Linked DNA regions of Homo sapiens: region 1 is linked to region 2. The links are chromatin loops, found by intact Hi-C in ENCODE. Cell type or tissue: PC-9. All regions are shown on one strand. Each heading gives the region's core, and the rest is flanking DNA. Links, peaks and the distances in the headings are about the cores only.

Region 1 (2,902 bases), core at 281-2,780, 260 kb after region 2:
GTTCAGCAGCTGTTGTTTGTTTTGTTATTTATTATCACTTTTTGAGACGGAATCTTACTGTTGCCCAAGCTGGTCTTGAACTTCTGGGATCAAGTGATCCTCCCACCTCAGCCTTCTGAGTAGCTGGGATTACAGGTGCAGGCCACTGTGCCTGGCCCAGCAGCTGTTTTTTGAGTCCCCATTTAGTGCTTGGCTTTGTACCAAGTGCAGGCCACATGGGGTTGAGCCAAAGACCCCGCCTTCAGGGAGACCCTAGCTCAAGGAGGGAAGGAAGCTGCCAGTGGTAACAGTGCTGGGCTCTGAACGCAGTGGCTTCTTGGCTGCCAGGGTCCCGTGGCCCCACAGAAGGCTAGTCCGGCTGCCTGTGTGTTAGCAGAGATGTGTGCAGGTGTTGGGGAACACGCCAGAAGGAAGTTCAAATCAGACTTAGGGCAGGCTTCCTGGAAGAGATCACATTTTGGCTAAGTTGTATAGGGCAAGTGGTCTTTCTCTGGACAGAGGGTGGGGGATGGGTGTTTCAGGCAGAGGGATCAGCTTACGTGTGGAAGACCCGGATGCTCAGCAGGAACCTTGCTTGGTTGGTCTCAGGAAGAGTTCTGGCCGTAACATGGGGAGGGGTGGAGGAGGTTTGGCCAGGGGCCCAGAGGCCAACAAGTAGAAGACGGCAAAGCTGGTGACTTGCAGAGGAGGACAGTGTGTGGTGGCTGGCTTGGGATGTGACCGTGTGGGGCCCCCGGGGCTTGCTGAGGGCTGGGGTGTGGTCTGCACCCTCACTCTGGACCCTTGCTTCCCCCTCACAGACCTTGAAGACCTTGCGGCAGGTGGAGGTGATTAATTTTGGGGACTGCCTGGTGCGCTCCAAGGGTGCAGTTGCCATTGCAGATGCCATCCGCGGCGGCCTGCCCAAGCTAAAGGTGCCAGCCTGGACGCCTGACGTCCTCCCTCTGGGGTCTGTGGGTGGTGGGGCGGCTGGGGGCACAGGGGTCTGGTCTGAAGGCAGGTGGGCCTGTGTCCATATCCCAGCTCCTCCACTTCGGGCCCTGTGATGCTGTGTGAGCCTCCACACCCCTCTGAGCCATGGTTTCTTCATTTCTAAAGCGGGAGGCAGGGAGTGGTGTACATCACTGTCTTGTGATTTAAGTAAACACAGTACGTGACTCATCGTTGGCTGCAGGGCATTATTTTTGTTGTTGGTGTTATTCTTCCTGCCCACTTTGCCCCACCTGGAGGACAGAGCCTGCCATATCCTCACTTGGGGAAACTGAGGCTTAGAGTAGAACCTGGTGTCCTGGCCCGGGTTTCTGCCTGCCTCCAACCCTTCCTCTTATTTTCAGGAGCTGAACTTGTCATTCTGTGAAATCAAGAGGGATGCTGCCCTGGCTGTTGCTGAGGCCATGGCAGACAAAGCTGAGCTGGAGAAGCTGGACCTGAATGGTAGTCGGATGGGGGAGGCCTCTGCACAGGTCTGCTAGGCTGGCCCTGGCACCCCGGCTGACTGCTCTTCCCTCCCCTTGAGCAGGCAACACCCTGGGAGAAGAAGGCTGTGAACAGCTTCAGGAGGTGCTGGAGGGCTTCAACATGGCCAAGGTGCTGGCGTCCCTCAGGTAGGGAACTCGGGGTGGCCCCAGAGGTCGGGGTCAGGCCATTCCTTTCTTTCTTTCTTTTGTTCTTGAGATGGAGTCTTGCTCTGTTCCCCAGGCTAAAGTACAGTGGCGTGATCTCGGCTCACTGCAGCTTCCACCTCCTGGGTTCAAGTGATTCCCCTGCCTCAGCCTCCCAAGTAGCTGGGATTACAGGCACCCACCACCACACCTGGCCCCTTTATTTGTTTCTACTTGTATTTATTCAGAAACGTTGGGTGCACTCCTGTTACGTACTAGGTCATACACTAGGCATCAGGGCTATAAGGATGGGACAGTCAGGGCTTCTGTCTCGTGGGGTGGAGACAGAATGAGTTGTCCGTTCAACAGAGGAGCTCGTACGGGCTGAGCGGGGCCACCCTGTAGAGTGGTGGAGTTGGGGAGGCCTCTGAAGGGGTGAGGCCAGATCTCATCCTGATGTGGTGGGGCCTGGGGAGTGATGGGGGTGGGAGGTGGGGGCAGCCAGAAGGGGCTGCACTCGGGATTGTTCTTAAGACGCTGACTCTAGAAAGGAAGAGACCATGGGGCCTGGGGAGTCTACCTGGAGGTGAAGGTGGGTGGCCGGGGAGTGGCCATCTCCTGGATCCAAGTCCGGTTGGGCCATCAGCATCGGGCTCCCTGTGCCCCTCGCATCTCCAAGTCGGCCTCATTCGTGTGTCAGATACTCAGTCGTGTCTCCTCGGTGCTAGGCCCTGAGCTGAGGCTAGGAACTGGGGACTCCGAGGTGGGCTGAACCTCACAGGTCCCACTGTCCCTGGGAAATGGTCCAGCCTTCCTATGGGGCAAGGACACCCCTACTCTTCTTCCTCCCCCACACCTGTAGCTTCCTGAGGTCATGTGGATGTGGGCGCCCCTGCCCTGGCATCTCAACCTGGGCAGTGTTCCTGCCAAGCCCTGGGCTCTAGGTGTGACAAAGCTGTCTTCGTTTTCTGTCTCTCCATGAAACCTGGGGCTCCTTGAGGACAGGGACAAGATCTGATTTTTTTTTGTTTTTTTTTTTTGTTTTTTTGTGGGGGATGGAGTCTCGCTCTGTTGCCCAGGCTAGAGTGCAGTGGCACAATTTCGGCTCACTGCCAGCTCCGCCTCCAGGGTTCACGCCATTCTCCTGCCTCAGCCTCCTGAGTAGCTGGGACCACAGGCGCCCGCCACCACACCCGGCTAATTTTTTGTATTTTTAGTAGAGACGGGGTTTCACCACGTTAGCCAGGATGGTCTCGATCTCCTGACCTCATGATCCACCCACCTCGGCCTCCCAAAGTGCT
Region 2 (2,902 bases), core at 312-2,811:
GCTTTACATATCATAATCATCAGTAAATGCGAGGCACTCAGCTATGTGCGCAGCATGCAGTAAACCTCCGTCAGTGTTAGTTACATGAATTCATTCAATCCTCACGACTGCTGTAGGTTCCACACGTGATGGAGCAAGGGGCCTACAGAGGCTAAGTGCGTGACCAAGGCCACACAACTTAAGTGGCAGAGCCGAGGTGTGAACTCCTGCAGACGGGATCCTCTAGCCTGCCCTTCCTCTGGCTCTGCAAACACCTGCTCTGATCTGTGCGTCTCAGGGTGCCTAACCCTGCTGGGATTTGCCCTCTGAACTCAGATAACAAAAACCCTTCAGGGTGAAACCTTGGCTTCTCCTAAAGCTGAGCTGGTGGCAAACTGACATCCACTTCTGGTTCAGCAGCCAGAGCTACCTCTGCTCTCCCCGTGGCTGTGTCTCCCCCCTCCCCACCCACTGCTCCAGGCTGCTTCAGGAAGCAGTTTGCAGGAACACTGGGGACCCAGGGGCCCACGAGTCACCCTGAGGTTTTTCTTGTTTTGTTTTTGAGACAGTGTCGCTCTGTCGCCCAGGCTGGAGTGCAGTGGTGCGATCTCGGCTGACTGCAACCTCTGCGTCCCGGGTTCAAGCGATTATCTTGCCTCAGCCTCCTGAATAGCTGGGATTATAGGCACATGGCACTATGCCGAGCTAATTTTTGTATTTTTTTTTTTTTTTTTAGTAGAGACGGGGTTTCACTATGTTGGACAGGCTGGTCTTGAACTGCTGACCTCAACTGACCCACCTGCCTTGGCCTCCCAAAGTGCTGGGATTACAGCTGTGAGCCACCACCCGGCCCTCAGTGAGTATTTAGGCAGGACCCGCCCTGCTCCCCACTACTCTCAGAAACTTCTTGAACCCAGTTAATTGTCTCCTCACCTCACTGAGGTTAATTTCAATTAGTTGGTCATAATGGCAGCCAGGGTCAGGCACCAAGTGATCCTTGAATTCATCAGCTAGATTGGCAATGTCTGAAATCAACAAGGGACGGGGATGGAGCACGTGAAACATAAACTGTTCTTGAGAGTTCACTCACCACCCACCTGAGCACCTGCCAAACACCAGGCCCACCCTGGGCACTGACTAGGCCAATGAAGAAACCAAGGCTGCTGTCTCTGCCCTTACAGAGCTCACACCCTAGTGCAGGAGCTGTCAGGGACACGGAGACACAGAGGAGGAGCGCCAGCTAAGGTTCAGAGCCGGGGAGGGTGTCCTGGAAGTGAAGAGCTGGGTTTTGAAGAAGCAGTCACTCAATAAGGAAAGGGAGGAGCCTTCCAAGGATTCCACGTGCTTACGGCTCTCCCCATGGCCCCTGGTCTCTGGCTCCTCGTTCACTCCCACAACGCACCACCCTTCACAGGTGCCAATGCCCTCTGAGCTCCAAAGAAGCCAGGCTAGAGCCTCAGGGAAGTTGTCAGGGGAGGCTGGGAAAGTGGTTCTCCTTCCAAATGTTCCCCTGCTAGGTCAGGAATTATCAACAGAAGCGATCCATGTCATTTCCGGAGTTTCCTGTAGGGGGCAGCAGGGACCAGGCCGAGAAGGGCGGGCATTCAGCCACCTTCCAGGGAAAATGAAATGCCCATCCTGAGGTGGGGCTATCTTGAACTCAGATGCCAGGCCCTTTGAGAAGCTGGAGAGAGCTCCAGACAATCTACTCAGAAACATATTGCACCTCTTCAGGGCTTTCTCAGAGCCTCGGACGCCTGTCTGGAGACAATGGGTTAAGAACCCCTGCCCTACAGGGAAAGGCATAGCTCTGTCTTGGGGAGGAGCGGGCATGTGACTGTTCCACCCACACGGGCCTGCCCCTGCCAGCTCACCTTCCCGGCCGGTCTTGCTCAGGTACTTCTTCATCCTGTGGTTGTAAGGGAACACGGAAGTGGTGGCCCCAATTTCTGCACCCATGTTGCAGATTGTCGCCATGCCTGTGGAGCAACAGAGCCCCGGGCATTGGCTGGTGGCCGGGCCAGGGTCCCACACACCTGCTACGCGGCCACCTGCATCTTCACACCAGGGAGCTGCATTGCTTCTCCTCCCACTCAGAGAGATGTGGTGACAGCGGGCCGACTCATCCCTTGAGGCCCTGGGTAAAAACCTGGGCCGGTGAGGGGAGGCCATGGGGATCAGAGCTCAGGGCCCCAGCTCAGGGTGGCTGCTGGGTAGAATGAAGAGGACTCAGGTGAAGATTCAGCCCCCACACACTGAGCTGCGAGCTTGGGGCCTGACTGTCGCCCAAGAGATTGAACAGGCACCACGTACTGTAGGCTGACCTGACCAGACACTGCCCAGTTGCTATTCTTTTTGGCAGGGGAGGAACTGGCTCAGAGAGATTCAAGGTCATGCCATAAAGCACATAAAGGTAGATGCTGACATTCGGATCTTGGTCTGTCTGCCTGGTGGCCTGCCCTCCTTCAGCCATACCATGGTGGAGACACTTTTCTGTGTCTCAAGTTTTCCAGTGATGGAGGCCGAGGTGGGTGGATCACCTGAGGTCAGGAGTTTGAGACCAGCCTGGCCAACATGGTGAAAACCCATCTCTACTAAAAAAAAATACAAAAAAAATTAGCCAGGCATCATGGTGCACACCTGTAATCCCAGCTACTCAGGAGGCTGAGACCGGAGAATTGCTTGAACCCAGGAGGCGGAGGTTGTAGTGAGCCGAGATTGCACCACTGCATTCCAGCCTGGGCGACAGAGTTAGACTCTGTCTCAAAAAACAAGAACAAAAACAAAAACTGAAATGATACACACTGTCTGGACCACAAAGCGTCACAGAACTGGTGGGGCTCACAGGTACTGCAGCTGCTACCAGGCCACCTGCCTCAGGAGCCACTAGGACGGAGGTATGGGCCTGTTACCAACGTCCTGA

Evidence for each region. Hi-C counts contacts between places; a loop is a spot of excess contacts. Peaks named below come from ENCODE experiments on the same cell type or tissue, not always from the same donor. Only the 100,000 strongest peaks of a DNase experiment are listed, where the experiment ranks them.
Region 1: it touches region 2 in a loop (9-fold over the local background); 3 of 110 quality-filtered maps call a loop at or near these places.

What each region holds. Positions count from the first base shown.
Region 1 is chr22:41,254,723-41,257,624 of GRCh38, reverse strand. It overlaps RANGAP1 (Ran GTPase activating protein 1), which reads left to right. Exons shown (of 16, transcript NM_002883.4): 8 at 801-914; 9 at 1,335-1,434; 10 at 1,520-1,604. Among named protein-coding and RNA genes, the nearest start is that of MIR6889, 3.1 kb to the right of the region's middle. RefSeq lists enhancers at 161-704, 705-1,248. In PC-9, for the core only: a CTCF peak has its summit at 1,247 (motif pointing left); a DNase peak (open chromatin) is centred at 1,134; H3K27ac peaks cover 1,278 bases.
Region 2 is chr22:41,516,583-41,519,484 of GRCh38, reverse strand. It overlaps ACO2 (aconitase 2), which reads right to left. Exons shown (of 18, transcript NM_001098.3): 7 at 1,854-1,958; 8 at 913-1,004. Among named protein-coding and RNA genes, the nearest start is that of POLR3H, 26 kb to the left of the region's middle. In PC-9, for the core only: CTCF peaks have their summits at 1,350 and 1,550 (motif pointing right); a DNase peak (open chromatin) is centred at 1,734; H3K27ac peaks cover 673 bases.